6 separate regions of the Homo sapiens genome follow, and all the other regions are linked to region 1. A link is a loop called in an ENCODE intact Hi-C map of the cell type or tissue named here. Cell type or tissue: B cell. All regions are shown on one strand. Each heading gives the region's core, and the rest is flanking DNA. Links, peaks and the distances in the headings are about the cores only. Region 1 holds the start of RFX1 (regulatory factor X1). Region 2 overlaps NANOS3 (nanos C2HC-type zinc finger 3). Region 3 overlaps C19orf67 (chromosome 19 open reading frame 67). Region 4 holds the start of LYL1 (LYL1 basic helix-loop-helix family member). Region 5 has its middle 3.7 kb from the start of MIR23AHG. Region 6 holds the start of ZSWIM4 (zinc finger SWIM-type containing 4).

Region 1 (5,024 bases), core at 618-4,617:
TTTTTTTTTTTTTGAGACGGAGTCTCACTGTGTTGCCCAGGCTGGAGTACAGTGGCGCGATCTTGGCTCACTGCAACCTCTGCCTCCCAGGTTCAAGTGATTCTCCCACCTCAGCCTCCCCAGTAGCTGGGACTACAGGCACGTGCCACCACACCGACCTATTTTAGTATTTTTAGTAGAGACAGGATTTCGCCGTGTTGGCCAGACTGTTCTGGAACTCCTGAACTTGGCCTCCCAAAGTGCTGGGATTACAGGCATGAGCCATCATGACCGGCCCCTCCACCTGGATTTATGAGGCTTGCTTCGTCTCTCACCACTCAGGCTCATTCTGTGGGACATCCCCCCTCAGATAACACTGGCTACAGCATCCTCTCATTCTCCTACCCCACTCTCTTATGTTGCTCTCAGGACTCTAAGGAGCCTATCTTACAATTTATCTGTTTATTGTGTATCCCATCCTAGAATGCAAAGGGAGTTGTTTGCTTTCTTTTTTTTCCTTTTTTTCTTTTTTTTCTGAGACTCAGGCTGGACCACACAATCATTGCTTACTGCAGCCTCTACCTCCGGAGCTGAACCAATCCTGCCAGCCTCAGCCTCCAGAGTAGCTGGGACCACAGGCACATGCCACCACGCCTAGCTAATTGCTTTTTTTTTTTTGAGACAAAGTCTCGCTCTGTCGCCCAGGCTGGAGTGCAGTGGCAGAATCTTGGTTCACTGCAACCTCCCCCTCCCGGGTTCAAGCAATCCTCCTACCTCAGCCTCCGGAGTAGCTGGGATTACAGGCATACACTACCATGCCCAGCTAATTTTTGTAGAGACGGGTGTCTTGCTTTGTTGCCAAGGCTGGTCTTGAACTCCTTGGCTCAAGCAATCTTCCTTGCTTGGCCTCCCAAAGTGCTGGGATTACAGGTGTGAGCCACCATAAATGAAGTCACCTTTCTTCACTTGTATAGCCCAGGGCCTTGCACCGAGGAAATATAATGTTGGTTGAATTAGGAAACAAACTTAGGTGGAGTCACTTTCTGAATGCCACACAGCAGGGCTGGCATTAGACTTCAGGGCTGTCTGAGCCTGTTTTCTTTTCCCCTTGCTGTTCTAGGGCCTACCTGGGATGAGAATGCAAAATTTAAGAGAAGGCCAAAGAGCTCAGTCATAAGATAATTGACATTTAAAACATAAAAAGTAGGCCGGGCGTGGTGGCTCACGCCTGTAACCCCAGCACTTTGGGAGGCCGAGGCGGGCGGATCACGAGGTCAGGAGATCGAGACCATCCTGGCTAACACGGTGAAACCCCGTCTCTACTAAATATACAAAAAATTAGCCGGGCGTGGTGGCGAGCACCTGTAGTCCCAGCTACTCGGGAGGCTGAGGCAGGAGAATGGCGTGAACCTGGGAGGCGGAGCTTGCAGTGAGCCGAGATTGCGCCACTGCACTCCAGCCTCAGCGACAGAGTGAGACTCCGTCTCAAAAAATAATAATAATAAATTTATTTTAAACACAAGATCTGACCCTGAGCTTGCATAACGCATCTCACCTTAATCCCTGTGTTGGCGGATCCTGTCTTTATTTAAAATTGTGATGTTTTGTTCATCATAGATTTATTTTTTCCCATTAATTTGGATATTTAACAAATATTGAATTAGAAGATTATTTATCTTGATGACTGAGTTTTTGCTCCCAAGATGTTCACCCTAGTCCGGGCCCTGTTTCTGTCTCTTCTCGTCCTGCAGCACCCAGACAGTCCCTTGAGGAAACTGAGGCACAGAGGAGCGTATGTGTGGGAGGTGTGTGTGTGTGGCGGGGGTTGTGGTGAGCTCTCCTGGGCGGACCAAGCTCCCTGGGCTGGGTCGGGGCTGACCTTTGCTTATCTACCGCGGTTGAAGCCGCGAATGAAGTCCCCCGCCTTGCAGAGACCTTTCCCAAGGCGGCCGCACCGCCTGCGGGGCAGAGATAGCCGCGGTCACCCCGGCAGCGGTGACCTTTTCCGGCTGGAGGGGACCGGGAGGCGGGAGAAGGCGCGGCGGCCGCGCTGTCTGGCCGGCTTGGGCGGAGGAGGATGTCACCCCAGCGGGTGGGAGCTGGGATCGAACCCCGCCGCGGCCTCCCGCTTCCACCCAACCCCGACGGGGCCATGGGCAGTGGGGAAGGGGGACGCGCGCCCAGTGACGTCATCGAATCCCGAGTCCGGCCTTCGCCGCTGTCGTCACAGAGGGGCTGCGCTGCGTCACTGCATTCCTCCCCTGACGTCAGCGCAAGAAGCCAGAAACTGGCCCACCGAGCGAGAGAGAAGTCTGGAGCGGAGTCTTCCTTTCTCGCCTTTTTAATTTGGTAAGACATGTAAAGTGTACGCAAGAGCGGACTACAACTCCCAATCGGCCTTGCGTGCCGAGCATGCGCACGGCCTCCAGCCAGAGAGCGCGGCAAACCTTTGGTAGATTGACGTCCCTTTAGTCGAACCAGGAGGCCGGTTTTACATCGGCAAACCAATCCCGTCCTCACGAGTCCTACCCCTTTATTCTTAACCAGCTGCTTCCCTGCCGGAGTGACGGGCCCGGCTGCCTTTGAGGGTTCAGTTTCTTTTGATGGACATTCATACTGATAAATCAGATCGCCGGGAAGTCCAGAGGGTGTTGAAAAGCGTGCATCGGAACTAATAGTTTAGCTGCAAGGCCTGGCGCCGTCCAATCACTTCTCCGGCCGCCGCCAATCACCCCGGGCCCCGCCCCCGCGCGTGACGTAACTAGGGTGGGTAGCAACAGTTGCCCCGGTGAGGGAAACGGAGGCGCCATAGCCACGGTAGTCGTGGCGACCAAGCAACCCGGCAACGCGAGTCAACAACAACAACCGCCCGGCCGACCCCCACCCCCACCCCCCAGGCCCGGCCCGGGGACCCCAGCACGTCCCGTCCCCTTCCCAACATCGACTCCGAGACCTCCGAAAAGCGTTTCCGCAGACAGAAGTGGGGAGAAGCGGAGGTAACCAGGGCGGCCCCGGGGTGGCTGGCCGGGCCGGGGTGGGCGGCGGGGCCGGGGCAGTAGGTGTCTCTGTAATCACAGTCCGGGGGGAAGGGGCGGGCGGTCAAAATGGCGGCGGCGACTGTCTGGACCGTGGGGGAGGGGGCCGGGGCCCGGCTGGAACGACACCACCCGCCCCCGTCCCCGCGGCCCGGCCCCCGCGAGGGGCGGGCGCTCGCAGGCCCGCGGCGAGTGGAGGTCGGCAGGCCGGGGCGGGGGGCTTTTATATGTCGGGAGCGCGAAGGGGCGGGCCTGGGGAGGCTGGGCCAATGGGAGCGAGGGAGGTACGAGGCGGGGCCAAGGTGGGTGGGCGGGACCAGGAGGGAAGGTATGGGCGGGGCCGGCTGGGTCTCCCCAACCTCCACCTCGGGAACCAGGGTGGGCAGCCACCACCCGGTCCGCCTTCCAGATCCTTAAGCGACTCCCTTCTTCCTTAAGAGCTTTGCAGTTGTCCCAGGACTCAGAACTTGGACAAGTGCCTGTCCATCTGAGGCCTCAGTTTTCCATCCTGTAAAATGGGGAGAATCATTGACATCGCCCTTTTCCTGCAGTACCGGGACTCCTCATTCCTTCCAGGAATTTTACTTACGGCTTATCTTTGAACCTTTTCCTCGTATCTACCGTTTCTGAATGTGGTTTGATAAAATAACTGTCAGCTAGTCCTGATTTCAACACTGCAGCCCACTCCTAAACCTGCCACCTTCTCTCTGGGAGGAAGCAAAGAGGAAGCAAAGTTTCATGGAGGAGCTAGGAGTCGATTTGGCTTTAGCGTGGAGGATCTGGTTTGCAGAAATCAAAGTCCATGGTAGGGAGGAGTGACCATGAGGGAATGCTTTAGAGGAACAGAAACCTGAGTGCTTTTCTCTGGGCTGCTGTTTGAGACCTGATGTTTCCTGGTTTGAGGTTGCGGGGGTTTGTTCCTGGAGATGGAACGTTTCTGGGTCCTGCCCATCGAGGTCTCCCCTACTGGGAATGGGGGAGCAAATGAAGCCTGAGGAAGTTTCTTAGATTTTTTAAACCCGCTTCTCTTGGCCAGACACATGTTTTTGTGTCAAACGAGTGTCAACCGAGTCACATGTCACTGACAAGGTCCCAGCCTCTAGGGCCACGTGGGCAGGAGCGGTCAGAGGGAAGGGGAAGCTATCCATGTTTGTGAGAGGAGAATCTTTGCCACTGCTTTTTAGGGTGACAATATCCTGCCAGCTCGGGGAGGAATTTTTTTTTTAAGTAGCCAGCCAGGCCAAGTCTAGTTGGCTTATTCTCCGTCTTGCTTTTGAGCTTAGTGTCGGTGTGCAAACTGCAGCCATTTCCTTTTAAATCAGTCAATACATTCCAAGGAAAAGGATCATTTCAGGCTTTTTCCCAAGAGTTTGAGATTGGTCTGGTGGGGGTTGGCGGGTCCTAACTTCTCCAGGTACTTTTTCTAGGCCTGGCCCTTTTTAGAGGAGGCAGGGACTCTTTGAAAGTTAGGACAGGTGGAGATTAATTTTCAGTAAAACAAACAAAAAAGCTAGAAATGCCAAGTTGCTAGACGGATCATCAGCACTTTTTTTTTTGGAGACGGAGTCTCACTCTGTGGCCAGGCTGGAGTGCAGTGGCTTGATTTTGGCTCACTGCAGCCTCCGCCTCCCGGGTACAAGTGATTCTCCTGCCTCAGTCTCCTGAGTCGCTGGGACTACAGGCGCTCGCCATCATGCCCGGCTGATTTTCGTATTTTTAGTAGAGACGGGGTTTCACCATGTTGGTCAGGATGGTCTTGATCTCTTGACCTCGAGATTTACCTGCCTCGGCCTCCCAAAATGCTGGGATTACAGGCGTGAGCCACCGCGCCCGGCTAGCCCTTCTTAAAAAAGCTAACTGAGCAGGCTGGGCGTGGTGGCTCACACCTGTAATCCCAGCACTTTGGGAGGCTGAGGTGGGCGGATCACCTGAGGTCAGGAGTTTGAGACTAGCCCGGCCAACATGGTGAAACCCTGTTTCTAAAAAAATTAGCCAGGCGTGGTGGCACAT
Region 2 (5,024 bases), core at 493-4,492, 130 kb after region 1:
ATCATGGGCACCCACCGGGACCTGGAAGCTTTCAAGCGCCTTAACTACCGGAAGACAAAGCTGGGAGGCAAAGCCCCCCTGCCTTACCCTTCCAAGGGGCCTGGGAATATCCCTCGAGGGGACCCACCCTGGAGGGAGTTGTAGGCCACTTTGAGGTCTGTGTTTCCTTTGCCACCCAGCCCCCATGTCCGCAGACCTCCTCCAAGATGCTCCAGGGGGTCCTAGTGGACCCTACAAACCTCCCTTCAGTTGCCCGGAAGTTGGTCTTCCATGGACAACACAAAGGAGGCCGTGAGGTCCTGGCCTCACCTGGCCAGGGTCAAGGTCATTTGCCACCCTTGGCTTCAGGGAGGGAAACTGTGTCTCCCACAGCCCCAGTGACTTCAAGCGGGCCTGGGCTCCAGGAAGCTGGCCACCTCTGAGCAGGGCCCATCCTGTCCGGATTTGCAAATTTTAGGGTCCTGAGCCAAGTATGGATGGTTCAGAATTTGTTTCTTTCCTGGAGGAGAAGAGAGCTCCCTTTGTTTTCTTTCTCCCCATTTCCATTTTATTTCTTCTGGGAAGACCCATAATAAATGATTCTGTAGAGGCCCCGTGACCTGCTGTTTGGGGCTGAGGCTTCAGTTCCTTCACCTTCCGCCCACAAACCTCTCTACCCACTTCCTCCTCCTCGCCCTCTACGAGTTTTATGCCTCAGCTTCCCTGGGAAAGCAAGGGGGGGGCGAATCTCCAGGGGTGGGTGACTGTGTGCCCACATCTGTGTGCAGGCTCTTGAGCATACACGCGGGTCGAAGCCTAAGAGACGCCCTGGGCGATCATCCAGCTGCAGGGTGAGTCCTGCGCTCCGGTGGCTTGGCCCATCCTCCAGGACAAGCTGCCTGTGGGCCCCAGACAGGAAGGAGGCCATCCCAGGAGGTTATGGATGCAAACATGGCTGAAGTCGTGGCATTTCTCATCCCACGCAAGCCTCTCGAGCCAGATGACAGTCCTGTTAGCAACCACAGGGGCTGCTGTCATCCCCAGTTTACAGAAAACAATGCCTCTGTGAAATCTGTCACTGAAAGGCTGACTGGACCTTCGACATCATGAAGCACTCTGTGACTCCTGCACCCCAGCTCCCATGGCTCAGGCGGGGTCCTCCTCCCACCCTGCAGCCTTACACCCTGGAGACCTGATGCAGGAGGGGAGGAAAGAGCAGGGTGGGTTCACACCCAGGTGAGCCCCCTGTCCACCAGGACATGCCCTGGTGTAAGCCCAGTTCCCCGGGTCTCCAGCCCCAGCGGCTCTGCCCTAGGAAACTGTAACTCCATTCCCAGACCCTGGGAGCCGCTGGGATCCTTCTGTTTTCTTTCTCCTCCTCCCCACTTCCCCCTCCACGACCCAGCTGTCTGCAAGAGCCCACCCCCATCCCCAGGGCCTCCGGTTCCAATTTAAGTCTTTTAAGTCGGAAAGCCAAGGGCAGAGGGGACAGCAAAGAGCTCGATTCCTGCTCCCCGCTGCCAGACCACAGGCCTCAGGGCTGGTTTGTGGGACGGGGGCGGGGTAGGAATGTGGACTGCACAGTGGGCGCACTGGCTTCCTGAGCACTGCCACCTGTTGCCCCAACAGGACAAGATCTGGAGGTGGAGGAGGCAGGCAGGGGTGTGGGGATTCCCCCACATGCATTTCCCCCCCGCCCTGCCAGAACAGCCCCATCCTTCTGCTCCTGCCCAAGCCCACCCAGGACATGGTCCCATTCCCTGCCCCCTAAATGTCCCTCCCTTGCTCTAAACTGCCTGGCTTGTCACTGGGGCATCCATGGTGACATAAACATTCACCTTCCTTAGTGATGAGGATGTCGGGGGGGGGGGCTCTGTCTAGTTGTGTGTCAATTTCTTCCTCAAATGAAGCCCCCACCTCCAGTACGGAGCTGGGGGTGGGATGGGAGGAGTCCACCCATCTTGCATGTCAGTGCAGGGGGTGGCTGAAAGACCAAATGTCCACAGAAAGGGTCTCATGATGTCGATCTGGCTTTGAGGTGCCATGAACCCCCCCAGCTACCCCAAGGCACCCACTTGTGTTTCTCTGCACAAAGCAGCTCACCCCAGCACCCCAGGGTGCCGAAACTCAAAGAAGGAGAAGGGGAGATCTAGGTACAGGACTCCCAGCAAGGTTCACACTACACCTTGTCCCAAGACCAGGGCTTGTCTGTTGTTGATCCATTCATAAGCATTTATTGAGGGCTGACTGGATGCCCAGCACTAGGGAAACGGCAGATGGCACAAAGGGTGGGGTCCCCAAGGACAGGGCGATTTCAGCTCTTCCCTTGCCAACCCCGGGTCATCCCCAGGGCTCAATCCCAGGCTGGGGGGAGGGTCTGGGAGTGGGGGCAGTCGTCATAGGGTGGGTCTTCCTGGAAATCCAGCCGAGCCCGGGTGCCCTTGCCCAGGTGTAGGCAGCCTCCTAGGTGGACATGGAGGGAGAGCAGGAGGGCGAAGGCTCAGACTTCCCGGCACCTCTGAAACCTAGTGGAGGGGGAGGGAGAGAAATGCTTAATCACAGGCGATGACTCAACGCTCCCCAAGTTGCCCACGGACTCGGCCTCCGGGCCTGCTGGACCTCTGGCGCCACCCAGGGGCTGCTCCGGAGACAGCGACCCCGTGACGTCTCTGGCTCCGCCGGGCGGCCCCGCTGGGACCCAGAGCCCGAGACAAAGCACAGGAGTTCCGATTCTGCGACTGTGGTGCCCTCTCGTGGCCGCCGTGCTCTGGGGTCCCCGGATCTGTTACTCCCAAAAGTTGTTCATCAGAAAGGCTGGCCGCAGGACACCATCTTCCCTATGTCCTTTTGGCCTCCAGCGTCTCCCAGTGAGACAGCATCAAACCTCACAGGAAACACTATCTTCTCCTGGAGGCAGTCTTTCATGCTTTCTTTTTTTTGTGAGACGGAGTCTCACTCTGTCGCCCAGGCTGGAGTGCAGTGACGTGACCTCAGCTCACTGCGACCTCCACCTCCCGGGTTCTAGCGATTCTCCTGTCTCAGCCCCCCGAGTAGCAGGGATTACAGGCGCATGCCACCATGCCCAGTTAATTTTTTGTATTTTCAGTAGAGACGGGGTTTCACCATGTTGGCCAGGCTGGTCTTGAATTCCTGACCTCAGGTGATCCACCTGCCTCAGCTTCCCCAAGTACTGGGATTACAGGCATGAGCCACCATGACCAGTGCTTTTTTTTTTTTTTAAGACGAGGTCTTGCTGTGTTGCCCAGGCTGCAGTGCAGTGGCACCATCTCAGCTCACTGCAGCCTCTGTCCCCTGGACCCAAGCGATCCTCCCTCGTCAGCCTCCCAAGTAGCTGGGACTACAGGCACACACTACCATGCCCAGCTAATTTTTTGTAGACACTGGGTTTCACCATGTTGCCCTGGCTGGTCTCAAACTCTTGGGCTCAAGCGATCCTCCTGCCTTGGCCTCCCAAAGTATTGGGATTACAGGTGTAAGCCATCACACCTGACCCTTTCATGACTTTAAGAAATGTTCACTGCAAAGCTGCCTGAGAGTAGTTGGGAGGGGTCGTCCTCTCCCAGTCACTATCCTCCAGGAGCTCACAGTCTGCTGGGGGAGGCAGTGCCCAAACACACCTAGTTAGACTGGCCCCTCCTCTGTTAGCTGACTTCCTCAAAGGCAATTTAAGTTGCTAGAACGAGTTTCTCTTTTAAAACCTCACTGGGGGCCAGGCATGGTGGCTCAAGCCTGTAATATCAGCACTTCGGGAGGCTAAGGCGGGTGGATCTCGAGGTCAGGAGTTCAAGACTCAGCCTGGCCAAGATGGTGAAATCCCGTCTGTACTAAAAATACAAAAATTAGCCGTGCGTGGTGGTGGGTGCCTGTAATCCCAGCTACTCGGGAGGCTGAGGTAAGAGAATCGCTTGAACCCGGGAGACAGGTTGCAGTGAGCCAAGATCGCGCCACTGCACTCTAGCCTGGGTGACAGAGCAAGACTCCATCTCAGAAAAATAATCAAATAAAAGAAAGAAAGAAAGAAAACCTCACTGGGGCCAGGCGTGGTGGCTCACGCCTATAATCCTAGCATTTTGGGATGCCTAGGCAGGAGGATCACCTAAGCCGTGTTTGAGACCGGCCTGGGAAACATAGTAAGACCCTGTTTCTATGGGAGGAAAAAAAAAACACACCAGGAATGGTGGTGCACGCCTGTAATTCCAGCTACTCGGGAGGCTGAGGCAGGAGAATCGCTTGAACCCAGGAGGCAGAGGTTGCAGTGAGCCAAGATCGCACCACTGAACTCCATCCAGCCTGGGTGGATAGAGCGAGACTCTATCTCAAAAAAAAAAATTAAAAAAAAAAAGGAAGAAAAATAAATTGATAAATAAATAAAATAAAAGTCTTCTTTCTGCATCTATAATAACCCTGCGGGCCAGATGTGGTGGCTGATGCCTGTAATCCCAGCACTTTGGGAGGCTGAGGAGGGTGGATCACGAGGTTGGGAGTTCGAGACCAGCCTGGCCAACATGGTGAAACCCCATCTCTACTAAAAATACAAAAATTAGCTGGCCATGGTGGCAGGCGCCTGTAATCTCAGCTTCTCAGGAGGCTGAGGCAGAAGAATCGCTTGAACCCGGAAGGCAGAGGTTGCAGTGAGCCAAGATCATGCCACTGCACTCCAGCCTGGGTGACAGAAAGAGACTCTGTCTCAAGATAAATAAATAAATACATAAACAAACTGGCTCGGTGCGGTGCTCACGCCTGTAATCTCAGCAGTTTGGGAGGCCGAGGTGGGCGGATCACGAGATCAGGAGTTTTGAGACCAGCCTGGCCAACATGGTGAAACCCCATCTCTACTAAAAATACAAAATTTAGCCGGGCATGGTGGCAATTAGCCGGGTGTGGTGGCGCGCGCCTATAATCCCAGCTACCCAGGAAGCTGGGGCAGGAGAATCGCTTGAATCCAGGAGGTGGAGGTTGCAGTGAGCCGAGATGGCGCCACTGCACTCCAGCCTGAGCAACAGAAAGAGACCTGTCTCAAGATA
Region 3 (5,024 bases), core at 431-4,430, 76 kb before region 1:
AATCTCAGCTCACTGCAACCTCCGCCTCCCGGATTGAAGCAATTCTCTGCCTCAGCCTCCCGAGTAGCTGGGATTACAGGCGCCCACCAACATGTGTTGCCCGGCTAATTTTTTTCTTTTCTTAGTAGAGACAGAGTTTCACCATCTTGGCCAGACTGGTCTTGAGCTCCTGACCTCATGATCCACCCGCCTTGGCCTCCCAAAGTGCTGGAATTACAGACGTGAGCCACCGCGCCTACCCGAGGCTGGGTTTTTTTGTTTTGTTTTGTTGTTATGTGTTTTTTTGAAATGGAGTCTTGCTCTGTCACCTAGGCTGGAGTGCAGTGGGGCGAACTCAGCTCACTGCAACCTCCGCCTCCCAGGTTCGAGGGATTCTCATGAGGCTGTTTTTTTTTTTTTAATGAGACAGGGTCTCGCTCTGTCACCCAAGCTGGAGTGCAGTGGGGCAGTCATAGCTCACTGCACCCTCGAACTCCTGGTCTCAAGCAATCTTCCCACCTCCACCTCCTGGGTAACTGGGACTACAGGTGCCACCATGCCCAGCTAATTATTTTTGTGTAGAGATGGGTTCTTGCTATGTTGCCTAGGCTTGTCTGGAACTCCTGGCCTCAAGCAATCCTCCAGCCTCAGCCTCCCAAAACTCTAGGATTGCAGGCGTGAGCCACTGCGCCCAGACCCTGCAGGAAGCTCTGGGTCCTAAGTGTTGTGAGACTCAGGTGTCAGCACTTTAACAAGTGTTCCAAATGGGTTTGATGCAGGTAAACCAGAAAGATGTTCAGAAAAGACCTGAAACTGGGGGCTTTTCTAATGGGTCAAAGCCAGGGATACAGGTTGGGATTGAGTAGAATGGGGAAAACTGCGGGGTGGGGAGGGGTTGTGAGGGATTCCAGGCAAAGGCCCCCTTCTTCCTTCAGCAGAGACCAAGTACAGAAGGAGCAGCTGGCCAAGGCCATGCCCACCTTCTTACAGATGTGTGAGCCCTACTTCCTGTACCTGGAGGCAGCCGCGAGAAGCATACCCCCCATCTATGGACCCCTGCAGGAGCTGGTCCGAAAGGGGGTGTGTGGAGGTTTCTTAGACCCCACGCCCCTTTCTTCTCGCAGCTCTGAGCCTGTGGGGATGGTGGAGGGGGAGGCCCACTCCTCGCAGGCCAGCTGATCTCACTGTACCCCCCTCTTGTATGCAGCTGTTAGAGATCTCCCAACAGCTGACCCTGCGCCTGGAACAGCTGGTCCTCATGTACGCTTCCTTTGGGTTCGTGGACCTGGAGGAGATGAACCCCCTTAGGTAAAATGGTAGGAGACTCAGATGGGGGGATGAAGGAGTCCAAGGCCCAGCCTCACCCCTCCATTCTCTCATGTCTCGCCAGCATCTCCTGTTTCTTTTGCGGGAGGTTCTCCATCAGCCTGTCCCATGAGGTCTCCATCTTCAGATACTGTGCCCCAACCGCCTACACTGCCAGCCGCTTCCCCCGCTACCTCTATAAGAAGATGCGCTGGCACCTGGAAGCCACCCCAGAGGCCCCTGGTCGGGGACAAGATTCCCTTGTGGATTAGTAAGTCCTCTTACCCAAATCAAAGTCCTCCCCTTTCTATGATGAATGCCAATATGACCCTCCAAACCGTCACCAGCAAAGTGAAAAGTGAGCCAGGGCCCGAGGCAGTGGCTCACGCCTGTAATCCCAACACTTTGGGAGGCCGAGGCAGGAGGATCACTTGAGCTCAAGAGTTTGAGATCAGCCTGGGCAAGATGGCAAGACCCTGTCTCAACAACAAAGAAATTCGCCAGGCGTGATGGCTGGCACCTGTAGTCCCAGCTACTTGGGAGGCTTAGGCAGGAGGAGCACTTGAGCCCAGGAATCAAGGCTACGGTGAGCTGTGATTGTGCCACTGCACTCCACCCTGAGTGGAAGCAATAATCTGTCTCTTAAAAAAAAAAAAAAGTGAACCAGGAAACTAAAGGCTTTTGAAAGGCTACCTCTATTTTCTTAAAACCCACCCTCCCACCAAAATAAAAGTTCTCATCTTAAAAGTAGGCTGGCAGGGAGAAAAGGCCTTGGAGTCACATTCCTACCTGAGAACTTCAGGGCAACTTCTGATGAGTTCCCACCTCAACTCCAAAATTAAAGCCCTCAACAGAAGTAGCTAGGAAGCTGATCACTTCTAATTACAGCTCCCTCCCCTCCTAGCTACTTTCTGTGCTATCGAGATACTTGGGAAGACACAGGCCAGAGTCCAGCCAATTCGTGCCCACAGATCCAGAAGCTGTGGTCCATCGGCCGATGGGTGCCCCTAGGACCAGCCGAGGATGACCTTTATTCATGGTAGGAGCTAGGGCAATAGCAACGTGGGCCTGGGAGCTGGAGGGGGAGGCAGAACCCCACCAAAGACAATCCACCTTCCCAAACACTTTGCTTCCCTTAGTAGTGATAGCATTTTATTGTGCCCTGAAAAGCACTTCATGCAGACCCCAGTAACAACCCATGGAGATCTATGCTATTGGCCCCATTTAACAAAGAAAACAGGGTGCTCAGAGAAGTTGTTACCTGCCCAAGGACACACAGCTAGCAGAGCGAATGGACAGGTCAGGACCAGTTATTCAGCCTCTAGGAGCCATTACTAAGTCTCTGATCAACAAGGAAACAAGTTTCCCCCGGGGGTTTTTCCCACCCGCAGCTGAAACAAAGCCTCTTTCACCTGAGCCTCTCACTCAAAGGGAGGGACTCCCGAGGGGCAGGGGGCACTCAAGTCCAGGCCTGTCTATCCCTGGCCCCCCCACCCCAGGATTTTGTGCCCGCAGCCGCTTGGGGACTACCAGCAGCTGCTGACCATCGGCTTCGAGGAGCCCACGCCCACGCTGGCCACCGACCTGCTGGTGCAGATCCTCACGGGCCAGGCAGGCCAGGCCCGGCCTCCGAGCGCAGCCGGGCCTGCGGGGTGGGCAGCGCAGGGGTCTTGAACCTGGGGAAGAGGGTAGGAGCTGGAACTTGACAGTTCCAAACTCCAGAATAGGGGGCAGGGGAGGGGCTCACTCGTTCTCGCAGTGCAGCCCGGCCTCGCCTTCCAAAGGGCCAGGCCGAGCTGACCTGTCTGCACCGAGTCCGGCTTGGCCGTGGGGCCCTGAATGCGGACACGTCAGTTTTGTGTTAAATAAAAGAAAGAAAGAGGTCACAGGCTCAGCGTCCGCTGCGAATGCCGCGCCCCTCCCCCGGGGGATTGCCCCACCCACTCGCGTGGCCTTCTGGGAAATGTAGTCTTTTGAAAGAAGCCTGGAATTCGCCAATAGGCGGACGAGAGTTTGGCGCATGCGCATAGGCGCACATGAAGCAAAAAGGGAAGTGGTGCCCGTCAACACCGGAACCCAGAAAACTGCAAGTTTAGGGTACCGGGGAAATTCAACGTCCACTGGAGGAAGAGACTTAAGGCTACGCCCACTCCCATATTTTGACCCGGAAGTTATTTATTTTAGCGTAGAAGACTACTTTTCCCGACGCGCCCCAGGAAAGTGCCCTCGATCAGTTTCCTAAGGGCCCGAGTTAGACTTTTTTTTTCTCTTCCAGCTTTTGGGACTTGGGGGCCGGACAGGTCGTCGTCTTTCTTGGGGTATCCGGGGTGCGGACAAGGTGGGAGAGCCCTACGGTATCCAAGCTTAGGATCTCTCAGCCTCTCTCTAATCTCGGACTGGAGAGGAGACCCTGGCTGAGAGAAATGAACTCACCTGCTCAAAGCTCCTGCGAGCAAGTGGCGGACCTTGGACCTGAACCGGGTACTTGTGATCGCAACCCGGTACTTGTGGCCCGTTGCAAGGAGGAAGGGTGTCCTCCTGAGCCAGGTGTCACTCAGCTGCGGGTTATACCCCTTTAATCCAAGAGGGACCCTTTTGGTTCTCCTCCCCTCCCCTCCCCTCCCCCCGCCCCCGGCAGCATTTTCATAGAGGAGACACCCAGAGCCCTGCCCTTATTTATGATTTTGAGCAAAGCACCTACCTTCCAGTCCCTGGCACATAGTATTAGCCTCCATTTCCAGATGATAAAAAAGGACGTTAGAGGTGAAATGAATCAATATTGAATGCCAACACTAGTTTCGCTCTTGTCGCCCAGGCTGGAGTACAATGGCATGATCTCGGCTCACTGCAACCTCCGCTTCCCAGGCTCAAGTGATTTTCTTGCCTCAGCCCCACGAGTAGCTGGGATTACAGGCTGATGCCACCAGGCCCAGCTAGTTTTTGTATTTCTAGTAGAGACGGGGTTTCGCCATGTTGGCCAGGCTGGTCTCCAACTCCTGACCTCAGGTGATCCGCTCGCCTCTGCCTCCCAAAGTGCTGGGATTACAGGCGTGAGCCACCGCGCCCGGCCACTATTGCTCTTCCATGGGTATTTCTGGTGACAATTTCTGACTGCATCAAGGATGTTTTTTAGTCCACAGCTGTGGTCTGAATGACATCAAGGAAATCCTGATGCTCCCTGATACCGCTTTGAGGGAGTCCCTGTGAGTTTTCCTGTGGCTCTAAGATGTTTTTCGGGGGGAGGGAAGGGTCTTGCTCTGTCACCCAGGCTGGAGTGCAATGGCGCAATCCTGGAACCTCCAACTTCTGCAAACTCTAACTCCTGGGTTCAAGTGATCCTCCCACTTCGGCCTCCTAAGCAGCTGGGAGTACAGGCAGCGACGATGCCCCTATTTTATTATTATTATTATATTATTATTATTATTGTAGAGAAGGGGGGGGTTCTTCCTATGTTGACCAGGCTGGTCTCGAACTCCTGGCTTAAGCTATCCTCCCGCTTCGGCCTCCCAAAGTGCTGGGATTACAGGCATGAGCCACCCTGCCCGGCCTTTAAGATTCTTTAGACTCGTGGGGTCCAATGGAAATATCAAGTGAGCTGCAAACGCAAATCACGTATGTAGTTTCAAATTTTCTAGTAACCACATAAAAAAATTAAGAGGTTAGGGCCAGGCGCCGTGGCTCATGCCTATAATCCCAGCACTTTGGGAAGCTGAGGCAGGCGGATCACGAGGTCAGGAGAT
Region 4 (5,024 bases), core at 515-4,514, 900 kb after region 1:
AGGCAGGCGGATCACGAGATCAGGAGATTGAGACCATCCTGGCTAACACAGTGAAACCCTGTCTCTACTAAAAATACAAAAAAAAAAAAAAAAAAATTAGCCGGGCGTGGTGGCAGGTGCCTGTAGTCCCAGCTACTCGGGAGGCTGAGACAGGAGAATGGCGTGAACCCCGGGGGGCAGAGCTTGCAGTGAGCCGAGATAGCGCCACTGCACTCCAGCCTGGGTGACAGAGTAAGACTCCGTCTCAAATAAATAAATAAATAAATAAATAAAAATAAAAATAACTAAATCTGCTGACTGGGCTGGGCGTAGTGGCTCACACCTGTAATCCCAGCACTTTGGGAGGCCAAGACAGGCAGATCACCTGAGGTCAGGAGTTCAAGACCAGCCTGGCCAACATGACGAAACCCTGTCTCTACTAAAAATACAAAAAAAAAAAAAAAATTAGCCAGGTGTGGTGGCACATGCCTGTAGTCCCAGCTACTCGGGAGGCTGAGGCAGGTGAATCGCTTGAACCTGAGGCAGAGTTTGTAGTGAGCCGAGATCGCACCACTGCACTCCAGCCTGGGCGACAGAGTGAGACTCCATCCCAAAAGAAAAGAAAATTAGCATTACCAGCATACCAGGGGTAACTTTTTGTCCATTTTGTTCACTGTCTATTCCCAGCACTGAGAACAATGCAGGCACACAGTCGTTAAATAAAAATGTTTATTAAGGCCAGGCATGGTGGCTCATTCCTATAATCCCAGTGCTTTGGGGGCCAAGGCGGGAAGATCGCTTGAGCCCAGGAATGAAACCAGCCTGGGCAACACAGTAATTAAGACTCCATCTCTACCAGAAAACTAAAAAAATTAGCTGGGCATGGTGGTACCTGCCTGTCGTCCCAGCTACTCAGGAGCTTGAGGCGGAGGCAGGAGGGTTGCTCAAGCCCAGGAGTTCCAGACTGCAGCTTTGATGGCGATCGCACCACTGCACTCCAGCCTGGGCAGCAGAGTGAGACCCTGTATCTTTATTTTATTTTTTTTTAGACAGAGGCTCACTCTCTTGCCCAGGCTGGAGTGCAGTGGTGCGATTTCAGCTCACTGCAACCTCCGCCTCCCAGGTTCAAGCGATTCTCCTGCCTCAGCGTCCCGAGTAGCTGGTATCACAGGCACCCGGCACCACGCCTGGCTAATTTTTGTATTTTTAGTGGAGATGGGGTTTCACCATGTTGGCCAGGCTGGTCTCGAACTCCTGACCTCAGGTGATCCACCCGCCTCAGCCTCCCAAAATGCTGGGATTTACAGGCATGAGCCACCGTGCCTGGCCGAGACCCCATCTCTTTAAAAAAACCAAAAATGTTTATTAGATGAATGAGAGAATCCTGACATGAGCAGACACCTCGTGCTGTGTTGTGGAGGCGGACAGGCCCTGTGGGGAGTGGGGACACACTCGTGTGGCAGCTTCCCCCAGCCCCAACGCCCCACCCCTGCTTCCCTAGGCTGCAGGCCAACTTCACCATCCGGGAAGATGCCAACCCCAGCTCCCGACAGCGAGGACTCAAGCGCTTCCAGGCTAACCCGGAGGCCAACTGGGGTCCCCGGCCTCGTGCCCGGCCAGGGTGAGTGGTGGTAAGGTGGGGGTGGGGCTCAGCCAGGGAAAGAAGGGGTAAAGGGCAGATGGGGTCCCACCTACTCCTCCCCTCGCACAGGGGCAAGGCGGCCGACGAAGCTATGGAGGAGAGACGCAGGCTGCTTCAGAACAAGCGGAAGGAGCCGCCGGAAGATGTGGCCCAGCGGGCTGCCCGGCTCAAGACATTTCCTTGCAAGAGGTTTAAGGAGGTGAGGTCCCTCCTCCCTTTCCTCCACTGCAGGACACATGAGTCTCCCCTTTGGGCAACAGGGAGAGAATTGGGGGAGCTGGGGCCAGGCAAGTGTTTGGGAGTGGGCTTCCCATCCCAGGAAAGGATCCCATCAGGGGCTGCTGAGCTCCGGGCAGGGGTTCACACCCACCATCTTCCCACCAGGGCACCTGTCAACGCGGGGACCAGTGCTGCTACTCCCACAGCCCCCCGACACCCAGGGTTTCTGCTGATGCTGCCCCTGACTGTCCAGAGACCTCCAACCAGACCCCCCCTGGACCTGGGGCTGCCGCTGGGCCAGGCATAGACTGAACCAATAAAGAGATGTCACGTCACCTTCTCCCGATTGCCTGTGGTTTGTGTATTGGTCCATACAGCTGCATGACTGGGATCTGTTCCTCTGGGGATCGTTCGCCCCTGCCTGGCTGGAGTGTTGAGTCTGTATGGGAGGTAGGAGCTGACCATCTGCACAGTGGTCGGCCCCTCTGCAGCGAGGGTCACTGAGCCACCCCAGAGCCGGAGCCAGCGATTCCCGAAGCGGCCACGGGGCGGCAGCTGTGCGCTCGCTCCCGCGGGGGTTCTGCCCCTCTTCCCCCTCCCACCTTCAGCGCTCTCCAGGCCACGGGCTTGCGCATAGTGGGGCGCTCCTGCCCGGTAGCCCCCACGTGTCTTCGCGCCGCTGCCTCCTCGCCGCCTGGTTTCTTTGGCCCAGCTCTCCAGGGGCCACAGTGGCGGAAGCTGGACCGGAACCAGGCGCCCTGTGCATCCGCTCCAGACCAGGTGCTTCCTGCCCTGAGGCCCGGGGCGAGGGGGGCGTGCACACAAAGAGGGACCTCGCAGGCTGCTGCCCAGACACCCAGTGAGGGGGAGCTGTACCCCTCCCTGCCCTCCAGAGTGGGGTTTAGTAACGTTAACGAAGAGTCCTGGGGCAGGATCCCCTCTCTGGCTCCTGCTCCCTTCATCCCCATCTGTAATGAGGCTAATCTTAGGACCCTCCTTGTAGCGATATCAGAGTTAGCGCTTAATTTTTTTTTTTTTTTTTTTTTTTTTGAGGCAAGGTCTAGGTGTGTGGCCCAGGCTGGAGTGCAGTGGCGCAATATTGGCTCACTGCAGCCTCCACCTCCCAGGCTCACGCCATCCTCCCACCTCAGCCTCCAGAGTAGCAGGGACTACAGGCACGCACCACCACAACCAGCTAATTTTTGTATTTTTTGTAGAGATGGGGTTTTGCCATGTTTCCCAGGCTGGTCTCAAACTCATGAGCCCAAGCAATCCGCCAGCCTCAGCCTCCCAAAGTGCTGGGATGACAGGCATGAGCCACCAAGCCCGGCCTTTACTGCATAAAACTTTAGTTCCTGCTTCTTTGGAGGAAAGCAATGGAGGTGTTGATCGTGGGGTCCTGGGCTCCACCCCATTCCTGGGCGGGGGGGGGGGGGGGTTGGTAGTCCTGCTGCTGGGTGCCTGCCTGCCTGGGGGCTCTTGCAGTTGCCCAGATACACAGACGGGCCAAAGCATGAGTATCACAAGTGGGTGGCAGTCTGGTAGCTGCTGCTGCCTGGCTGTGCCCAGAGCCTCTCCCTGTGGGAGGCTCCAGTAGGGTCTTGAGGTTTACCACCAAGCCAGGATAACTGCCCCCCATGAAGGGGCCGGGTGCTGTGGGGTGAGGGCCATGGACCACCAAGTTGGAGTTATGTGATCCTGTAGCCAAGAGGCCTATAGTTGTGGGGACCTGTTGGGCATCTACTGGAAGGTCACACCAGCCCCAGCACCCTAGGAAATCCAACTTCCCCACCCCACCCCTGACAGCCATGGCTCTTCCTCTCACCCTCCTGGGCTTGGAAATGTGTGGATACTGTGCTGAGGGCTTGGGACACCTGCCCAGGCTGGACACCCAAGGCCAGACTGTTAGAACTGTTCCCCTTTGGGTGCCCCACTCCCGGGTAGGGGTGGTGGAGAGGAGGGAAGGGCCTCTGTAAAAAGAGGAACCAGGCTGGGTGAGGAGAGGAGGTGGGGGCCCAGGGTCACGCGGCCCCAACGGGCCGGAAAGGGCTCTCCCTCACCCCCATCAGCACAGACATTCGGGCAGGGAGTGTGCAAAGCCAAAGGGCAGACTCGGACATAAGAGGAGGCAGCTTCCCTGCCTCAGTTTACCCCCTGCGTGCATCCAGGCACCTCCCTCCCCGGCTGCCCTGGGGCCCGGGTCCCCAGAGGCCCGGGGTCCCTACAGTGGCTGGGGGAGCGGAAGGCGAAGCCCTGAGGGGTGGCGGACCGAGTCCTGCCAGCGCCGGCTGGGGGCGGGGCCGGGAGGCCCGCGCTGCTAGGTCCCCGCCCGCTGGTTTCCTCCGGGGTCAGCCAGGCTCCTTATCAGGCGCGGCCAGGCAGCCTGGCCCTTATCTGCACTGGGCCAGCATCCTCCGGCCGCTGCGCCGCCAGGGGTGAGAGGGAGGAAACCGGGCCGCCGGGGGCGGGGAGAAGGCGGGCCGGCCCGGGAGCCGCTCACTTTCCCTGGGGGGGACCTACGCGGAGACCTCGGCTATCCTGGCCTTCCGAGGCCCACGAGGAGGCGCGGCCCAACGCCGGGGCCTGGAGCATTGAGGCCGGACCCTCGCGAGACAGCAGAGCCTGGCCTGACGCTGGAAACCACACCCTGGCCCAGACTGCCAGCCCTGACGGGACAGAGCCAGGGCACTCACCAGGCTGCAAGAACAGTGCTGGGGTAAGAGGGGAGCGGGCCTAAAGGTGGAGGATCCCGGGCCTGGGACCCAGCCTGCATTCCTTTGTTCATTCCTTCATTCATTCATTCACCAGCAGGGACCCACTAGTGAGGGGCCAGGCCTGCTTCCCCAGGGCCTAGCTGAGGAAGACAGGGCAGAGGGGCCAACAGTCTCACACCTTGCTGGGACATCCTGGACTCTGGAACCAAGAGCAAACAGGGATGTCAAAACAGTATGCAAAACTGTGGATGATCGCGGGGCATTGTGGTGCATGCCTGTAATCCCAGCACTTTGGGAGGCTGAGGCAGGAGGATCACTTGAGCCCAGGAGTTCCAGACCACCCTGGACAACAGAGTGAGAACCTGCCTCTACAAAAAAAATTTTTTTTTTTAAATTAGCCGGGCATGGTGGCACATGCCTGTACTCTCAGCTACTCAGGAGGCTGAGACAGGAGGATGGCTCGAGCCCAG
Region 5 (5,024 bases), core at 547-4,546, 160 kb after region 1:
TGGCTCACATGACCAAGTCAATCACTCAAATGGTTGAGTTGGGGAGATGGCTGAGTTACAGGGATCCTGGACAGTCTAAAGCCAAGAAGGTGAGGAGGGCTTCTCGGAGGAGGTGATACCCTGGGAACTGAAGGATGCTCGGGAGTTGGCGAATAACAGGCAGGACCTTCCTGCGGGAGAGGTTGGGACACCAGGAACTTTTCCAAGTGGAAGGTAGAGGGGACACGTGATTGGATTTAACGGGCTGTCTCTGGAGAATGGCTAGAAGGCATAAGGAAAGTCGGAGAGGACCAGGGAGGTGGCTGTTGGAATATATTTAGGCCAGAGATGATGGTGACTTAAGGATACAGTTGGCAGATTTAACAAATAAAAAATACAGGACATCAGTTAAATTTGAATTTCAGATACAGAACAAGTAATTTTTTTTTAGTATAAAACTTTTTTTTTAGTATAGCGATGTCCCCAAAATTGCATGGGACATACTTATACTAAAAAAAGAGATCCGCTGTGTATCTGAAAAATTAAGTTTCACTGGGTGTCCTGTGTCTCATCTGGGAACTGTACTTGGTGGAGGGGGGTGGGTCTCAGGGGCCCCTGGGGAGGGGGAAACGATCATAGCTAACACTCAGGGAATAAATGCACTTTATTTTTCTTTTTTATGTGTTTTCATTTTACTTATTCACTTTTTCGTAGAGATGGGGGTCTCACTATGTTGCCTAGGCTGGTCTCAAACTCCTAAGTTCAAGCGATCCTCCTGCCACAGCCTCCCAAAGTTTTGGGATTATAGAGTGAGTTGACACTCCTAACCCAACAAATGCACTTTGAAGTGAGTACTGCTATCATGCCCATTTTACAGCTAGGTAAACTGAGGCCTGGAGCAGTTTTGCTCTTGTCGTGTGTGTGCGGGGGGGGGGCTTTTTTTTTTTTTTGGTAACTTGTTTATACTGTTAGGTTAGGAAGTGGGTGACCCTCGATTGGAACCCAGGCATGTTGGCTGCAGTCCCTCAACTCTCAGAACTTGAACCCCCTCCCCCACGGGATTGGTGGGGGTGGTTGGACACTATGGTTCCCTGGGTTCCTGGTGACCCAGCTAAGGGCCTTTCTCATGGGATGCGCTTCCCCAGTCCCCCAGCGCAGCCTAGGCTCTGTGGCACCCCTACTTGCCCCCCTCCTGCCAGGACAGCGAGGCACTGGGAGGGACGGGAGGCGGCCTCAGGGGGCCTCCTCTCCCGGCTGAGGCTCGGCCTCGCCCTCCTCCAGGCTGGGAGGATCCGCCGTCTGCGCCGCCGGCAGGGGGAGGGGGCGGGTTATTTTTACCTCCCTCCAGGCAGCCGGGGCGACAGGAAGTGAGCGCGCGGCCCGCCAGATGTGGGGAGCCAGGGAGCTGGGAACAGCCACAGCTGGACTGGCGGCCGGCCGGGAGCGGGGTTAGGGGGGAGGGTGTGTGGAGGGTGGATCCCCAGGCCTCCGGTCCCCTCTTTGTTCCCCGCCGCCCCAGCCTCCCCTCCAAAGACCCCTCGTCCCCATCCCCCGCTCATGTGGGTCGTGGCCTCGCTGTCCCTCATCTGGGCGCCAATCCCCTCGCTGGCTCGAGGGCTCTCAGATCCTGGGCAGGGAGGGGGACCCTGCCCCTCGCCCCAGGGACCCCCAGGTCCCAGCAGAGTCGGGGGTAAGAGGGGGAGACGGCCTCTCGCCGGCCCCGCCTGCCACCGCCATTGTTTACCCGTCGGCTGCCTCCTAGGAAACTTAACCCGCCCGCGGTAATTTTATTTGGGAACTTCGGCCAGTTGCCATAGCAACCCCCAGTGACGTCAGAGGGGCTGGGGCCCGAAATCCCCGGGAAAGTGGGGGGGATGGGATGGGGGGGAGACCCCCAGAAGGGCTCTCCTTAACCCTCTGCGTACCAGATCCCAGCCAGGCAGGGACAGCCAGATGTGACACTTCTTGGGTGCGCCCCCCCAGTTCTGGCCTGGGGCCAGGTCAGGGTGGCAGGCCAGGCCTTGATGTCATCGGGAGCTGGGTGGGTGGTGAGTCATTCCTGAGGTGGGGGCTGGGCCAGGCCTGGGGTCTATTCCTGTCTGACCTGCCCCACCAGTGCCCTTGAGCAATACTGGGACCCTTCCCCGGGGATTTCAGGCACCTGGCTGGGAGTCCCCACAGATCCCTGGGACCTCTCTGCCCTTCTGAACCATTATGTAGGTAGACAAAGTCTTTCCTGGTGCTCCAGACACCAGGCAATTGAGTTTGTCACGGTGAGCTGGGGCCACCGTGTAATGTCCTTCTCCGGATGTGGGGAGTGGCTGGTGCCCTGGTGAGGGGGCAGGGATGTGGTGGGATCCCGGCTCAGTCCATAACACAGCTGGTCGCCAGGGCAACAGGAGGCAGGGGCCCTGACTGGCATGGGGGTCACTGCCGCCAGCCGGGGGCTGGGCTGGGAGGAGCCACTCTAACCGCAGTGACGTGGGACTTCCTCGGCAGGGCCTGTTTGATGTCTCTGTGTGTGGCGTTGCCATGGGGCCCAGCAGGCAGCCCTGCATGTGAGCTGGGGTGACCTGTGGGCCGGCTGGGCCTGTCAGGGTCCCTTGATCCAGGTGTACCTGGTGTATCACTTACCCTCTTTCTACCTGCGATCAGCACATCACACGTCTCACCTCAAAGCCTGGTAACAACTGCAAATTGCGCATTTTCAGCCCCATTTTTCAGCCGACAAAACTGAGGCTTAGGAAGTGTAATCGCCTGGCCCCAAAGCCATCCCAAAGACATCCAGCTAGAAAGCTGGGGTGTAGGGCCTGGCGCTGTGGCTCACACCTGTCATCCCAGCACTTTGGGAGGCTGAGGCGGGCGGATCACTTGAAGTCAGGAGTTCAAGATCAGCCTGGCCAATATGGTGAAACCCTGTCTCTACTAAAAATAGAAAAATTAGCCGAGCATGGTGGTGCACGCCTGTAATCCCAGCTACTTGGGAGGCTGAGGCAGGAGAATCGCTTGAACTGGGGAGGCAGAGGTTTCAGTGAGCCAAGATTGTGACAATGCACTCCAGCCTGGGCGACAGAGTGAGACTCCTTCTCAAACAAAACAAAACAAAACAAATCTTTGTTCTTCTTCCATTCCACTCCTCTCTCTGCCTCCATGAAACCGGTCTGCTTTGCTGGTTTTCCAATGTTCCAGGCACCGTCCTACCGCAAAGCCTGTGCACTGGCCGTTCTCTACCTGGAACTCTCTTCCTCTCGATGTCTTCCTGGCTTTTCCCTCAGTGCCTAAAAGTCTTTGTTCAAAGTCACCTCCTCCTCAGGGAGGACTTTCCTGACCTAACCTCCACTCATTTCATCTCTCATCTCTCTTGCCTTTTTCTAGATTACCCATAGACTTTCCACCCAACACATTTTATATATATATATATATATATATATAATATAATTTAAAACAATATATATATAATTTTTAAACATATAGACACATAATTTTAAAATATATATAGATATATAATTTTTAAATATATAGATATGTAATTTTTAAAAATATATATAGATATATAATTTTTTTTTGAGACAGGGTTTCCCTGTGTCGCTCAGGCTGGAGTCCAGTGGAGCAATCTTGGCTCACTACAACCTCCGCCTCCTGGTTCAAATGATTCTCCTGCCTCAGCCTCCCGAGTAGCTGGGTACAGGCGTGCGCCACCATGCCCGGCTAATTGTTGTATTTTTAGTAGAGACGGGGTTTCACCATGTTGGCCAGGCTTGTCTCGAACTCCCGACCTCAAGTGATCAGGCTGCCTCAGCCTCCCAAAGTGCTGGGAAGACAGGCATGAGCCACCGCTCCTGGCCACATTATATATCTTTATACCTATCTATCTGCTTATCATGTTTGTTTCTCCCATAGATGCTGGTCCCAAAAGTACAGGGATTTTTTTTTCTGTTTTGTTCTCTTCTGTGTCCCCAAATGCCCGGAACAGAGCCTGACATACATACAGCAGGCACTCAATGTTTGTAGAATGAACAAAAGGGTGTGTGGTGTGTGTGTGTGTGTGTGTGTGTGTGTGTGTGTGTGCCATGCCATTTGACCACTTGACCTGGTCTCACCTTCGCCCTGTCCCTTCATCACTCCCTCACCTGCTGTCCCCTGGGTAAACCGGCAGGCTCAGGACCGGGGCCTGTGGAAGTAAATGTCAAGGGACCCAGAGGGAGAGGTGGGGGTTCTGGGAGGACCCTCCAAGCCTGGGCTGAGGGATACTAGTGAGCCGGGGTGTGGTCCAAGCCACAGGCAACAGAACAGCGAAAATTAGATAAAAAAAAAATCTGGGGGAAGAGGTATCCCCAGAGGCCAGCATGGAGGAGGTGTTCTCCCTGAATGTGAATTGGACTGATGACGGGACAGGCAATGTCTGGATGGAAGGCCTTATTATGGGGTGAAGGGAATTCTGGAGGGGCAATATGGATGGGGATGCGGTAGAGATCCGAGTTTTGTTTGTCATTGTAATTTGGTCACTTTCTACTTTTGCAATGACAAGTTTGTCTGTGTGCGTGTGTCCCTTACAGGGAGACCCCCACCCCCACCCCAGGCCCGCCCTGGAAATGCCATTCTTGTGTGTAGCTGCTCAGAAGGCCATGTGGTAAGTTGCTCCCACCTTCTGCGCCCCACCCTGAGTTGGGGAATTCTGTGCCACCCCAAATCTTCCCCTGGGGCCCCACTAGGCGGCTCTGCCCCCTCCTGCCCCAACCTGTCAGATCCTGCATCCTGGGCCAGCCTGCCCCTTGGGCCCCACAGGGAAGAAAAGGCCCTGGAGTCCCCAGGGCTGGGCCCCACGGGATGGTAGCTGGGTGTGGCTCCTAACTCCCTCTCCCCAGTTCCACCAGGTAGCAAGGTGAGAGCCAGCTGAGCTGATGAAATGGGGGACCCTGGAGGAATTCTGGGGTGCAAGGTGACACAGAAGCATCCAACTAGTCCCTCCAGTCCCTTGGAGGGCCTGGCCTGCTGCTGGGTACCCCCGCGCCCCCACCCCCAGAGTTACTCAAAAGGGGAGGCTG
Region 6 (4,548 bases), core at 1-4,000, 210 kb after region 1:
GTGGGAGAGGCAATGACCAGCCCAGGCCTCAGGGACAGTTGGCAAATGACTAAGGAGGGATTTTCCAGTCCATGAATCAGAGCCTGCCCATCCACACTTGGCCCAAACCCATCCGTCCAGGCCGACTTCCTAACTCCAGAGAGGCCGGGCAGGAAAGAACGCCCCCTGAAGCTGGACAGAGGATAGAGCCCGTGTGTGCTTCCTGTTCAAGTCTGGGCCATGTCTCCAGTTCCTTGGGGGCCCACACTGAAGCTGAAAAAGGGGACTTAAAGGGCCCCAGCTCTGGGACATCCTGTCAGTGCCACCAGAAGCCACAGAAGAGAGCTTCTAGGTGCACCTGTCCAGGGACCACCACCCAGGCTCCGCCCCTGCTGTTTTCCTATGGGAAGAGATAGGATAGGTCAGGGGGATGAGGTGGGGAGGAGGAGGGACCCTGGCATTTCAGTAATCCCTGCGGCAAGCCAGGAGAAGACGGGCAGCCCCGAAAGAGGAATCTGGAGGAGTAGAGAGGGGTCCCCAAGGAACAGGTGGAATCTGGAGGCTCGAGGGCAGGAATGAATGGGGAAAAAAGGGGTGTCTTGAGCTGGAATCTGGAGAGATGGGGGAGTTATTTACTTGGGGTGTACGGTAGGGATCTGGAGAGCAGGAATGGGGTAGTGTGAGTCTCTAGAGGCTACGATGGAGGGAGACAGGGTGTCCCCAAGCGGGGGGCCGAAGAGAGGATTGAAGACTGAATGGGGTGCCCTGATTGGCGAATAAAGATGCGGTAGGAAAAGAGGGGTACCGTTGGGGGATAAGGTGGGAAAAGAGGGGTACCGTTGGGGGATAAGGTGGGAAAAGAGGGGTACCGTTGGGGGATAAGGCGGGAAAAGAGGGGTGCCCAGGGTTGTAGGCGGGCCATGGGGGCCAGATCTCAGAGATCTGGGGTTGGTAGGAGAAGAAGGAAGTGTCCTGATTTGGGATCTGGGGCGCTGAGGGGCAGAGATGGCAGAGAAGGGATGGGGGTGGGTTACTGGGTTTGAAGGACAGAAACAGGAGGATGAGGGGGTGTTTCCAGGCAGGGTTAAGGGTCCTGGGGGTGGAATCTCAGGGGGTGTCTCTGATTGGGTTAGCTCTGGAGTCTGGGGATTGTGGGGGAGGAGAAGACAGGTGGGGAAGGTGCTGGGGGTGCGTCCCTGCCCCCGCCCCCTTCCCCCGCGGTCACCTGCTCGAAGGCCCAGCTCTCGGCTACCCGCTTGGCGCTGAGGTCCAGCAGCGCCTCGGGCCGGCCCCGGCCACGCGCGGCCCCGGCCCCGGCATCGCGCTCCTCGGGTCCCGCGGGGCAGCCCCGGCTCCGCTTGGCCGCGGGGGGTTCCATCCGGCCCGGCCGGGGCCAGGGCCGGGGCGGGGCCTCTTTGGGGGGCTCGGTCCGATGCCCGCTCCGCTTCGCCGGCTCCCGCGCCCCCTGCCCTCCTTCCCGTCCGTCCTCTGCGCTCGGCCGCCCCGGGACCCCTACCGCACCCACCCCCGACCCGCGCCGGGCCGGCAGGGTGATGCGGCCCCTTTAAGACTCTTCACAACAATGAAGCTGCTTCAGCCGCCGCTTTAGCTCCGCCGTCGTCCCGCCCCCACCGCCTGTCCCTATTGGCCCCCCCTCGGCCTCCTCGGCCCTCCCCCGCCATTGGCTGCGCCGCCAGACCCGTGTCCAAGCCTCGCTGCTCACTCGATGACTGCGATGCCAGTCTTTTCTTGTTTACCCAACCAGAGCGCACAGCGAGGGGCGCTGTCAATCACGGGGCGCCAGAGGCCAATCAGAGTGGGAGGACCCCCGCGGCCCAGGCCTTATGCGGAGTTTCGGGGCGGGCCCGGGGTTCATTCACAACATTCCTCCCCCGCCTCTCTTGGGCTGGACTGCGCGCCCCAGGCTTCTGGGGCTGCGCCCACACACGGCTTTGTTTACTGAGGGTCGCTTCCGGGCGCCGCGAGGGGACAATCAACATAGCCCGGCCGGTGAGCGAGACAGAGCAGCGGGATCCCTTGGCAGTGGCTCAGCCCCTCGTCCCTCCCAGCTGTGCGACCCGAGAAACTCACTCAACCTCTCTGGGCACCGGGTCAAGTTTTGGTTCTTGTGGGGGCGGAGGGGTCGCAGGCTCACTGAGGGAGCTCATGCGGGCCGCGGACCCCCTCTCCAGAAACAAAGCTCGGTTAGGGGGTTCATAGGTCATCCCTTGAGCCTCAAAACTAGTATAGTACCCCGCCCCTCCTTTCCATGCCCTAGATACTATCTTGGGTCATATGAAATTGCTAATTTTTTTTTACCATTTTTGGCCTGTTAAAATGGCAATTCCATGAGGTTCACCCTAACACTTAATCAAACCCCAGCACCTCTGAGCATTTTTTCTGACTCAGCTTGTGTAGGCCACCGTCTCTGGCCTGGAAGCTGGCCATGGCTTCCATCACCCGTTCCCGTCCCGGCTCCTTGCCAATGTCCTCAGAGGACCCTGCATTTTTCCTTCCTCATACTTCTCACCATTACCATTTATTTATCTGTTTCGGCGGTTTTTTTTTTTTTTTTTTTTTTTTTTTTTACGGAGTTTCACTCTTGTCGTCCAGGCTGGGGTGCAGTGGTGCGATCTCGGCTCACTGCAACCTGCGCCTCCCGGGGTCAAGTGATTCTCCTGCCTCAGCCTCCCGAATAGCTGAAATTATAGGCGCCCACCACCACGCCCGGCTAATTTTTGTATTTTTGGTAGAGACGGAGTTTTGCCATGTTGGCCAGGCTGGTCTTGAACTCCTGACCTCAAGTGATCCACCTTTGGTAGTTGCTTAATTTCAATCTCTCCCTCTCCACTGTGAGCCTCAGGAGGCAGGAGTTTGTCCCATCTGTGCTTTACTGTACCGGCAGCACCTGGAAGGTAGGCGCTTAACCTAGAACTTGTTGAATGTACCAACCAACACATGCTTTGCCTCCATTCAGTTAAATGATAGGCACAGCAGAAAAAAAAAAAAAACAGTGATTATCCACTCATCCATATGGAAGCCCTAGCTTTTTCTTGGAGAAACTTCGAGTCTCACAGCTGCACCCTCTGGCCAGTCTTCACCCACTCTCCCTGCCACCCCCTCAATTAGTTAAACTCCCCTGCAGACCTGCACTGTCCAGTATGGTCACCAATGGCCACAAGTGGTCTCTGAGCCCTTGAAATGGGACTGGCTGAAATTAGGTTGTGCTGGAAAGGTAAAATACAGAGTGGATTTTGGAGACATAGCAGGAAGGGAACAAGGAAAAATATTTCTTTTTTTTTTTTTGAGATGGAGTGATCTCAGCTCACTGCAACCTCTGCCTCCCAGGTTCACGTGATTATTCTGCCTCAGCCTCCCAAGTAGCTGGGGCTACAGGCACCCACCGCCACGCCTGACTAACTTTTGCATTTTTAGTAGAGACGGGGTTTCACCATATTGGCAGGCTGGTCTCAAACTCCTGACCTTATGATCTGCCTGCCTTGGCCTCCCAAAGTGCTGGGATTCCAGGCGTGAGCCACCACGCCCGGCCTAAAATATTTCATTAAGAATGTTTTCCATCCTGGCTAACACAGTGAAACCCCTTCTCTACTAAAAATACAAAAAATTAGCCGGGCATGGTGGCAGGCGCCTATAGTCCCAGCTACTAGGGAGGCTAGGGCAGGAGAATGGTGGGAACCCAGGAGGCAGAGGTTGCAGTGAGCCAAGATTGCGCCACTGCACTCCAGCCTGGGGGACAGAGTGAGACTCCAAAAAAAAAAAAAAAAGAATGTTTTGGCCAGGCGCGGTGGTTCACGCCTGGAATCCCAGCACTTTGGGATGGTGAGGTGGGAAGATCACTTGAGCCCAGGAGTTTGAGACCAGCATGGGCAACATGGCGAAAACCCATCTCTATTAAAAAATAAGAAAATCAGCTGGGCGTGGTGGCACAAGCCAGTAGTCCCAGCTACTCTGGAGGCTGTGACAGGAGGATCTCTCGAGCCCAAGAGGTTCAGGCTACAGTGAGATATGATTGTATCACTGTGCTCCAGCCGGAGTGACAGTGTGACCGTCTCAGGAAAACAAACAAACAAACAAAAAAACAGAAAACGAGGCCGGGCAAGGTGTCTCACACCTGTAATCCCAGCACTTTCGAAGACTGAGACAGGCGGATCACCTGAGGTCTGGAGTTCAAGACCAGCCTGGCCAACATGGTGAAACCCCGTCTCTACTAAAAATACAAAAATTAGGGCCGGGCACAGTGGCTCACGCCTGTAATCCCAGCACTTCGGGAGGCCGAGGCGGGCGGATCATGAGGTCAGGAGATGCAGACCATCCTGGTTAACACGGTGAAACCCCGTCTTTATTAAAAATACAAAAAAATTAGCCTGGCGTGGGGGCGGGCACCTGTAGTCCCAGCTACTCCGGAGGCTGAGGCAGGAGAATGGCGTGAACCCGGGAGGTGGAGCTTGCAGTGAGCTGAGATCGCGCCACTGCACTCCAGCCTGGGCAATAGAGCAAGACTCCGCCTCAAAAAACAAAACAAAACAAAACAAAACAAAAATCAGCTGG

What was found. Peaks named below come from ENCODE experiments on the same cell type or tissue, not always from the same donor. Only the 100,000 strongest peaks of a DNase experiment are listed, where the experiment ranks them.
Region 2: it touches region 1 in a loop (11-fold over the local background); 8 of 110 quality-filtered maps call a loop at or near these places.
Region 3: a loop joins it to region 1, with 11 times the contacts of the local background. A loop is called at or near these places in 32 of 110 quality-filtered maps.
Region 4: it touches region 1 in a loop (12-fold over the local background); 2 of 110 quality-filtered maps call a loop at or near these places.
Region 5: it touches region 1 in a loop (24-fold over the local background); 7 of 110 quality-filtered maps call a loop at or near these places.
Region 6: a loop joins it to region 1, with 21 times the contacts of the local background. A loop is called at or near these places in 5 of 110 quality-filtered maps.

Annotation. Positions count from the first base shown.
Region 1 is chr19:14,004,054-14,009,077 of GRCh38, reverse strand. It overlaps RFX1 (regulatory factor X1), which reads left to right and starts at 2,758. Exons shown (of 21, transcript NM_002918.5): 1 at 2,758-2,975. RefSeq lists enhancers at 1,948-2,475, 2,476-3,003, 3,004-3,532 and silencers at 2,727-2,906, 2,957-3,336. In B cell, for the core only: no CTCF peak of the experiment used is centred there; DNase peaks (open chromatin) are centred at 2,637, 3,217 and 3,847; H3K4me3 peaks cover 2,645 bases; H3K27ac peaks cover 3,073 bases.
Region 2 is chr19:13,877,922-13,882,945 of GRCh38, reverse strand. It overlaps NANOS3 (nanos C2HC-type zinc finger 3), which reads right to left. Exons shown (of 2, transcript NM_001098622.3): 2 at 2,189-2,504. The coding sequence ends at 2,443. BRME1 (break repair meiotic recombinase recruitment factor 1) reads left to right here. Exons shown (of 9, transcript NM_001345843.2): 9 at 1-598. The coding sequence ends at 144. Among named protein-coding and RNA genes, the nearest start is that of NANOS3, 3.3 kb to the right of the region's middle. RefSeq lists enhancers at 1-22, 848-997, 1,588-1,677, 2,801-2,950. In B cell, for the core only: CTCF peaks have their summits at 2,458 and 2,671; DNase peaks (open chromatin) are centred at 905, 1,055, 1,575, 2,665 and 2 weaker places; H3K4me3 peaks cover 497 bases.
Region 3 is chr19:14,079,768-14,084,791 of GRCh38, reverse strand. C19orf67 (chromosome 19 open reading frame 67) reads left to right here. Exons shown (of 6, transcript NM_001277378.2): 2 at 915-1,059; 3 at 1,187-1,287; 4 at 1,370-1,555; 5 at 2,189-2,323; 6 at 2,784-3,168. The coding sequence ends at 2,958. Among named protein-coding and RNA genes, the nearest start is that of C19orf67, 3.5 kb to the left of the region's middle. RefSeq lists enhancers at 2,722-2,781, 3,042-3,331. In B cell, for the core only: a CTCF peak has its summit at 2,865; DNase peaks (open chromatin) are centred at 2,711 and 3,321; H3K4me3 peaks cover 1,551 bases; H3K27ac peaks cover 1,901 bases.
Region 4 is chr19:13,102,063-13,107,086 of GRCh38, reverse strand. LYL1 (LYL1 basic helix-loop-helix family member) reads left to right here and starts at 4,229. Exons shown (of 4, transcript NM_005583.5): 1 at 4,229-4,556. TRMT1 (tRNA methyltransferase 1) reads left to right here. Exons shown (of 17, transcript NM_001136035.4): 15 at 1,481-1,600; 16 at 1,691-1,820; 17 at 2,006-2,180. The coding sequence ends at 2,152. LOC105372282 (a long non-coding RNA gene) reads right to left here and starts at 2,671. Exons shown (of 2, transcript XR_001753871.2): 1 at 2,443-2,671; 2 at 2,181-2,279. RefSeq lists silencers at 1,047-1,126, 3,847-4,456, enhancers at 2,487-2,546, 2,458-2,752, 2,687-2,766 and cis regulatory regions at 2,176-2,756, 3,556-4,476. In B cell, for the core only: CTCF peaks have their summits at 2,182 and 2,383; DNase peaks (open chromatin) are centred at 1,776, 2,546 and 3,956; H3K4me3 peaks cover 2,988 bases; H3K27ac peaks cover 4,000 bases.
Region 5 is chr19:13,844,123-13,849,146 of GRCh38, reverse strand. No RefSeq gene overlaps it. Among named protein-coding and RNA genes, the nearest start is that of MIR23AHG, 3.7 kb to the right of the region's middle. RefSeq lists silencers at 1,101-1,306, 1,127-1,396 and an enhancer at 1,977-2,156. In B cell, for the core only: no CTCF peak of the experiment used is centred there; DNase peaks (open chromatin) are centred at 1,326, 1,896, 2,356 and 3,137; H3K4me3 peaks cover 1,390 bases; H3K27ac peaks cover 3,083 bases; H3K27me3 peaks cover 1,210 bases.
Region 6 is chr19:13,792,458-13,797,005 of GRCh38, reverse strand. ZSWIM4 (zinc finger SWIM-type containing 4) reads right to left here and starts at 1,563. Exons shown (of 14, transcript NM_001367834.3): 1 at 1,205-1,563. The coding sequence starts at 1,357. RefSeq lists an enhancer at 900-969 and silencers at 1,210-1,419, 1,440-1,929. In B cell, for the core only: no CTCF peak of the experiment used is centred there; DNase peaks (open chromatin) are centred at 315 and 1,695; H3K4me3 peaks cover 2,118 bases; H3K27ac peaks cover 1,725 bases.